Linked DNA regions of Homo sapiens: region 1 is linked to region 2. Evidence: chromatin contacts called from ENCODE Hi-C data. All regions are on one chromosome and are shown on one strand. The core of a region is the stretch at or near the end of the contact, and the rest is flanking DNA. Distances in the headings are between cores, read along the strand shown.

Region 1 (4,520 bases), core at 1,604-4,103, 620 kb before region 2:
TGTATATACATATATGCACATTTAATTTACATATATTTTTAAACTGGTCTTTTTTTATTAACACTACCTTAATCTTACATCTTACTTTTTACTTTCTTATCAAGAGTAGGACCACCAAGAGTAATAAGAAATTCACTATCAGAAGTCTTACCTGGTTTGTCATTTTTAAGTATCATCTTTTTATGCTCCAAAATTTGTTGTTGAATTCTATGTATACAAAAGTAATAAATAAAATTGCTATTTTAATACTGAAATAAAAAATATTTACCAAACATATTAAGTTCTAAAACCATTTCAGGCAATATCAGACCTAATATCAGAATTTTAATGTCCCATACACTTCAAATTTTTAAACCTTACAAGCTTATTAAGCTTATAATTAAAGAAGAAAAAAAGTGAAGTACTCATAAATGGAGGAAGCATAGCTCAGTAAATGAACTCTAGTTAGCTGGACATCATGTAACATGTCCTGCACTCAGAATAAGTCCTCACTCTGTAACTAATCGATATTTTGTTTCCAGACAAGTTGCTTCTCTTAGGATCCATGATTTCTTCTAAAAAATAAGGATTTTGCTACCTTACTTCAGTAGGTTGTTAGGAAGATGTAATAAGATTACATGTTTAAATGTTCAGGAAATAGTAAAGCAATGAAATGATTTATTCTTGAACTTTATTGCTTGGTGTGTGTTTTTCTATAAGTTCTAATATTCAATTGTTGCAGTTTGCAGAAAATGTTATTAAGTGCTAATTTTGGTTATTAGTTGTATTCTTTGTGGCTTGTAATTCAGGGCATTTTACCTAATTCATAACTCATCTGATTAAAATAGATTACCTAATTGTCTCCCATCACTGAGCTCATCAATCACACCAAGGGCAGAAAACTAATAGGTGTCAAAACCTGGGCTTGGACAACTACCACTCTTTCTCTACCTCCTCAAACTCTGAGCCAGCAGATCTGTGCTAGGACACTGGATCTCCATGGTCCTCTCCAACTAACATACAAGACAAAACCCTGCTTTTATTGCTTTTCAGTTCCATGAAGGAAATGCAAGTTGACATTTTGTCATTTCCAAGACATGTACCGGCAACAAGTAACATCCCCTTATTACTCAGCTCTGTTCTCATTTCAGAGATCACCTTACATCAGTAGTTTCACAGTTATAATCACAATTTCAATATTGGGTGTCTTCTGTTTTGGTTTCACTCACACTGCTTCCTTGGAGCTACTCGACAAATAGTCAAATGACCTTCCCGGAACTATGCAAAATATGGAATGCTTTCTGAATTTATGTGCCATCCCTAGGCAGCAGCCATGCTTATCTGCTCTGTATTGATCCAATTTTAAAATATGTGCTGCTGAAACAAGTACAAAGCCCTGTTTGATACATGGACACTCCTGAGTCATGGATGAGGCTTAGCTCTGTTAAATCCAACTCACCTACTTTAGATTCAGAGAATTTTATTGAATGGCTTCCTGTGAGGTAGAATTTTAAAATATATTTAAAACTCCAGGAAGAGTTGTGATTAGCCCAGATTTTCATTATCATAGAGACACATTACTTGAGGGGCCAACTGCAAGTTGGTTCCCACTACTCGGTGGAAAGATAACATGGAACCTTCTGCTATCTAACCAAAGCTGCTCCACAGGATGTAAAAAAGCCTCAAGGTACAGATCTGATAGCAAAAGGGAAAGGGAACCCTAATCTTTTCCTGCAACATTATTTGAACATCCCTGACTGTTGAGAGCAATCCCAACTAATGTTGGTTAAAGAACAGACAAACACGGGTCTCAAAGGATAACTTACCATGAATGCCTAGGCTAAGTATAGCTAAGATGTGGGCTCCAAATAAGGTTTTTAGTGTAGGGTGAGGATCAACTTGCTCAATATTTGTGTGGGTAAAGCTAGGAGGCCTAGCTGCCAGATCAGGGTGCTGGCATCAGGGAACAATGACTGAGCATAAGTACATAAATTAATAAACACCATAGCTTTGAACTGTATGTATGAATCACCACAAAAACCGAGGGGTCTGAATGAGTGAAGTCATCCTGGTGGCAAAGGTCAATCATTATCAGATTGCAGGACTAGTTACAATGGCAACAATACAGGAAATGAGTCCATTGAAACAACAGAATGATCAGAATGGCCTTTTTCCCCCTTCTTCTGACTTGTAAAGAAAGATTCCCTTCCTTGGACTTAGGAAACTCCTTAGCTTCTTGGAAAATTCAAAGAAGGAAGACACAGGAGATAGCCCCAGGGGAAAATACAAGATTTTCTGCTAAATTGGACATTTCAAGACCCAATAACTAATTAGAAAAGTCAGGCCAGGCATGGTGGCTAGCACTGTGACAGGCCGAGGCAGGAGGATTACTTGAGCTCAGGAGTTCAAGAGCAGCCAGGGCAACAGAGTGAGACCTTGTTTCAAGAAAAAAAAAAAAAAAGAAAAGAAAAGAAAGGAAAAGAAGTAAAAAATGTGGCTCTTTTTATCCCATGCATGGGGATTATACTTAGGATAAAATGAACAACATTGAGATCCCTAGGGATAAAGGTCTTAAAAATCCTGAAAATATCTTGCACTCTACTTCTAACTAATCTAGATTTCTGCTTGATTTCTGGCTAAAAGGTAGACTAACTCATTGCTATTTCAAACTATCTGAACCAAACTAGGAACTCTCACCTAATGTATAAGATGGAATAGTTGCAATTATTTTAAACTTCAATTCAATATTAACTGGCCTTTTAACATAAACACTTACTTTGTCAAACGGCAAGAAATAGCGTAATCTTCTGCATCTCGTCCACACATGTCTTGAGTAAAGACATTAATACTTTGCTTAAGAAGGATGTTGACAATACCCAGTGAGTCATAGTGCACAGCAAGCATGAGGGCTGTTCTAAAATAACAAAGAAATCACTCCACTCAAGAACTTTAATAGAGACTTTTTTAAACAGCTAGTTTGATACACTTTACCAATTTAATATCCACCTGTCAGTGTAGACATAATAACATTTTGCATGTACTAGCTTGGGTCTATAAGCATCTAGGGTGCTCAAGTGTTCATCTTTGTAAATTATCACCAAGGCTGAAAGAAAAGGACAACAAGGAAGCCTCTTGTCCCACTGGGGTATGACATAATACAAGTTGCTAACTCATAGTCCTTTGATGGCCAAGAAACTGTGCTGAGGTCACTTATCTAAAGTAGGTAAAGATTTAGATGAAGATTTCGCCATTGCTTTCCTAGTCTGATATATAATTCAAATCAGCTAGGGGTCAGATAAGAGCTATCTGCAGGCTGAAAACAACAACAACAACAACAACAATAATAATAATGACAATGCTAGTAGTCATAAACTAAAAGTCCACACTTTAAAAATTAATAAAACTGGCCAGGTGCAGTGGCTCATGCCTGTAATCCCAGCACTTTGAGGAGCCAAGGAGAGCAGATCACGAGGTCAAGAGATCGAGACCATCCTGGCCAACATGGTGAAATCCCATCTCTACTAAAAATACAAAAATTAGCTGGGCATGGCGGCGTGCACCTGTAGCCCCAGCTACTTGGAAGGCTGAGGCAGGAGAATCACTTGAGCCTGAGAGGTGGAGGTTGCAGTGAGCCATCACACCACTGTACTCCAGCCTGGCAACAGAGCCAGATTGCATCTCCAAAAAAACTTAATAAAGCTAATACAAAACCCTTTAGCTAATACAAGATTACAGTACCAAAAACATCCAATTATAAATAACAAACACTCTATATTTAGGAGAAGATGAATCCTACTATATACTGTTCTTTATGTTACTCAGTCCAAATATTTGCTGATCTATCTGATTATTCATGGTGATATTTTTCACTATATGCCAATAATTACGTTAATCTTCTTATTAATATTTCTGACTTCAGTGACTGTTACCACTCTAGAATACACAGTTTTTATTTAAAAAAAAAAAGAACTACTGTACCATCTCAGCCTATCAACGGCATGTGTACTTGCTTTGTTTTTCAATAAAAATTCCACCATTTTCTCTTTCTTGCAAATTATAGCGAATAAAAGTGGGGTATTACTGTCCTATAAAACAGCAGAAAAAATTAGTAATTCAGAAAATTACATATTTCTCAACTGAACTGAAAATCTTCTCTAAGGTGCTTTGAACTTCAACATACAATATAGAAAGGAAGTAAAAGAAAAGCAGTCCCTTCCTTCTCACTCTGTGCTTTCTGATGTGCTGCTCTTTGCCTTGCAAACAATCCTCCTCTGTCTCCCCGGATTAACTGTGGTCATTGCCAAAACTCACTTTAGACATTTACCAGTCCCAAGAATCCTTGCTTTGATCACAGCACTTAGCATGGTACATTGTAATCATTTCACTGTGTCCCACTGAAACCAAGAGCTTCTTGAGGCAAGGTCTGTATCTTTTGTCTCTATACCCCCAAAACCCTAAGACATAGTAGCAAACATTTTAAGTTTTTTACATAAATTAATGATCTAAATTATTCTCACTAAAGCAGTGTTTCTTAAACTATA
Region 2 (3,972 bases), core at 109-2,608:
ACATCACATTGGGTAGAGGGTGCAGGTGAGAGGAGCCAACATCCTTCATGACCAAGGGATTGGTGAAGGTGGGGTATGAGGGTCTTTCCCTGAGCCCTTCAAGATGACCATGCTGACTAGATGTGAACACACTTCCTGGATAGACGCACGCTTGGCTATGTTATAAATTTAAATAACTTGATAAGGTAAGAGACAGGAAGACCTGAAACCTACACTCAGCAGGCCTCTAACCACGGGGTCTGTCTACTGTGATACAGAGACCCTAAATTATAACGAAGGCCACAGGTCCTGATGTGGGGCGTGAAGTGCACTCGTTTTTATTCTGCCTTCCCTTTCTTCCTTAGCAAGACTGGAACCTTGTCCAGTTCCTCCTGCAGCTGGTGTGGCCTTACGGTGAGGTTCTGGCCAGGAGACAGTGGCAGAAGCGGTGTGTGGGACTTCTGGGAAGGGTCTTTAAAGGAAGGAGGCATGTATCATTTTGGACTTCAGTTCTTCTTCCATGGTCCAGACTGCAGTGTGAGTGTCCTGGCTGGAGTTCCAGCAGCCATTCTAGACCATGAAACAACCTCAGAGCTGGACACTAAGTGCTGGGAGAGTGGGGCCGAAAGAGATAACCTGGATCCTCGAGGACTTAGTGGGGCCCCTATACCAGCCCCATGCTGCCTTCTGCAAACTTGTTTTTTTCTTTTTTTTTTTTTTGTAAACGGAGTCTCACTCTGTCACCCAGGCTGGAGTGCAGTGGCATGATCTTGGCTCACTGCAACCTCCACCTCCCAGGTTCAAGTGATTCTCCTGCCTCAGCCTCCTGAGTAGCTGGGACTGCAGGCACACATCACCACACCTGTCTAATATTTGTGTTTTTAGTAGAGACAGGTTTCGCCATGTTGGCTAGGCTGGTCTCGAACTCCTGACCTCAGGTGATCCCCCCACCCCCCACCTCCTCGGCCTCCCAAAGTGCTGGGATTACAGGTGTGAGCCACAGTGCCCGGCCAAACTTGTTTCTAATGTGAGGCAATAACTGCTTGTGGGTTGAAGGCACGATGACCAGATGTCTGTGACTCACAATTCCTAACAGTGACACCCACTATAACAAAAAATCCACAGCGTTAATACTTTCATTATTTCCAATAAGCCAAGACATGTCCAAACTAGAGTTTATAGGGTAGAGTTTAAATGATGACACCATTATCACTGTGTCACTCTATTTTTAAAATAAGCAAATATTCTATTTTTTTTTTTTTAACAAAAAAAGTTCTCATAGCTCAATTTTCAAAAGGGAACTTTCTCTATTTTACCAACGTCACAATTATGACCTGTCAGATGAATGGAAACCAGCAGGGGAAGTTCATTTGCATTCAGGGGAAAGAGAAAAGCAGTTTAGAGAGAACTCTTGGTTTTGTGCTAATAGTCTCAGATCTTCAGAGAAGTTCAGTGCTGAGAAAATGTTTTTAAGAGCCTCAAACAGCTTGAGGGTGTTTAATTTTACTTAGGCAGCTGGGTCTTCTGCAAAAGCGTAACTCCTGGGGGGCTGCAGCGGCGGGGGGTGGTGACAGTGCGTTTGCAGGCAGGCCCTACGGCAGCAGGCCTCAGGAACTGAAGCCGAGCAGCATTAGCTATAAAGAGCTCCCAGGTCAACAAGCCCCTCATCTCTGCCTTCAGTCCAGCTACTCCAGGAATCTGAAGCAATCCAGACACTGTTAGATTAGGAAGACGCAAGGTACTTGTGTTTCTTCCCTACGTGTGTGTATTTGTCTTTCTTAGCAGCGCCCCTGGACTCTTAGGGTACCCACAAAAGCACATGCACGTCATAGTTAAACTAGTGAAGCTGGGAGGCAGGGGGAAATGATTAATATTGACCAAGGCAAACCAGAGCAACCCACGATGAGGATGAGGTCAGTGACACGGGAACAAGTCTGCGTGCACTGGCAGGGCTGCTTCCCCCCTGGGCCAGGCGCGGCTTGGTTCTAGGCTCTTTCACACACGCTGTGTGACTCCAGGCCAGGCTGCACCAGGCTGGGCTTCGCTTCCCCATCAGCTCAGCAGGACCCTCTCCTCACAGGGACACTGAGTCCATTGAATTTCTAGCACAGTATTCAGCACAAAGCAGAAGTTCAACAAGTCTAAATGATTTTCCACTTTCCATGCTACTCTAATACCCTTTGGGCAGATGTTTGTAAGTAAACCTATACATATTTAAATCCTCTCTTTTTGGGGGACTGTGGGGAGAACCCATGTGTCAAGGATAAAGACATAAAGCCATAGTATAGCACCACATCAATTATTTCCACTGGGCCAAGAGACACCTGCTGTCATTTAATATAAGGCATACTCTTGGCTGGGCGCAGCGTCTCGTGCCTGTAATCCCACCGCTTTGGGAGGCCAAGGCGGGTGGATCATGAGGTCAAGAGATCGAGACCATCTTGGCCAACATGGTGAAACCCCGTCTCTACTAAAAATACAAAGATCAGCCGGGCGTGGTGGCAGGCGCCTGTAGTCCCAGCTACTCGAGAGGCTGAGGCAGGAGAATCACTTGAACCCAGGAGGTGGAGGTTGCAATGAGCTAAGATTGCGCCACTGCACTCCAGCCTGGCAACAGAGCGAGACTCTGTCTCAAAAAAAAAAAAAAGTCTAAGGCATGCTCTTTATTGAAAATATAAGAAAACTCATGCCCGTTGTGCTGAACAGAGATGGGTGTTGGCTTCTCCTCCAGGACAGACTGACCTTCCAGAGACAGGAACAGGAGCCAAGGGATAGCTTACTGTCCTGGCTCAGTGCCCTTTCCCCTACTATCTCCCCAGCACTGACGGGGGTCTCATTGGCTGCCCGTTAGTCTTGTCATCAAGTCCCACCAAGCGGATGTAACTGTAACCATGTTAGACACCTGCCCTCTCTACCAGACACCACAGCCCCAGGAGCAGGGGCTGGGAGGGAGCATTTCTGTGTCCCCACTATGAGATGATGCGGGTCCCAGAGAAAATTCATGGCCCAGGCTTGTTGGACTGAACGAATGGACGAATGGCGTGCCTTGGAGCAGCAGCTCGGCTTGTGTTTAATGCCACATGGGACATCATCGTCACAGTCTTCAGAGCCACGTTTGATCAACGCTGATGGAATTCTTCCTTTGAATATCAACACAAACTCCTTAAGGCCCCGTCCAAAATGTGCGACCCCGCAAGCATGGAGGAGCTCTGTCCTAGAGGCTACAAAACACAAATCCCAATTCCCCTCCACACACAAAGTGAGGTGCAGGTACAGAGCTCTGCCACCATTGAGCACACCCATCTCCTTCCCATGGCAGAGAAAGGTTATGCTCACGGCATGAGCCACAATAGAACCCTTTTGTCTGTCTGCTTGTTGACAGGGGCACGAGAAAGGAGAAAAGAATGGGCATTTCAGTACAGCTGGGCTGGCTCGTTCCACAGCCCAAGACAAGCGCCAGGACGGTCCAGCTGTGAGGGCGGCTCATGCCAATGTCACAACCCTGCGATGACAAGGGGCTGTTATCCCCGCCACCCTGGCTGTGTGGCTGAGGACCGCAGCGCCCCTTTGTCCTGCTGCCTGGAGGTCTGCCCGGGCTGCTCGCAGGCCAGCACGGCCGGGCCCTGGCCCAGCTTGGCGCTGGCAACGGCTGTTCGCTTCTGTGGTTCAGGCCCTCACAGCACAAAGGCCCGTCACAGGGGCTGTCTGGGATCAGGGAAGATGGTCTCTTCAGCTGTGGCCTTCATCCCACTCCTGGACACCCCTGGCCAACCCTCTACTGTGGACAACTGGTCGACCTAAAAGCCAATGTATTATGATTTTACAAAACCCCTCTGAGGATACTTGATGTTTTATGGGGAGATATAATCCTAGAAAACCTAGTTGTTTGGTGTATGGCTTTGTTTTACATTGCTGTTTTGGGTTCAAATCATGACGGCATGAGATTTAATTACCTTTATTTTCCAGACAAGGGCATACAGGGTGAAATACATA

What was found. Hi-C counts contacts between places; a loop is a spot of excess contacts on that map. Pooled maps may share reads with other maps.
Region 1: a map with no recorded cell type shows a loop between it and region 2 (9-fold over the local background). The contact joins two enhancer-like sites. A Hi-C loop is called at or near these places in 3 of 37 single-sample maps with no recorded cell type and 6 of 50 pooled maps.

The regions. Positions count from the first base shown.
Region 1 is chr18:14,187,549-14,192,068 of GRCh38, reverse strand. It overlaps the pseudogene ANKRD20A5P and the pseudogene RNU6-316P. Among named protein-coding and RNA genes, the nearest start is that of ZNF519, 57 kb to the right of the region's middle. Within about 2 kb of position 2,853, at least 4 of the 41 ENCODE cell types and tissues checked have a DNase peak (open chromatin) inside an H3K27ac peak, as active enhancers do.
Region 2 is chr18:13,565,022-13,568,993 of GRCh38, reverse strand. The region is part of intron 4 of LDLRAD4 (low density lipoprotein receptor class A domain containing 4); the gene reads right to left. Among named protein-coding and RNA genes, the nearest start is that of MIR4526, 44 kb to the left of the region's middle. RefSeq lists enhancers at 1-17, 2,038-2,117, 1,699-2,326. Within about 2 kb of position 1,358, at least 19 of the 41 ENCODE cell types and tissues checked have a DNase peak (open chromatin) inside an H3K27ac peak, as active enhancers do.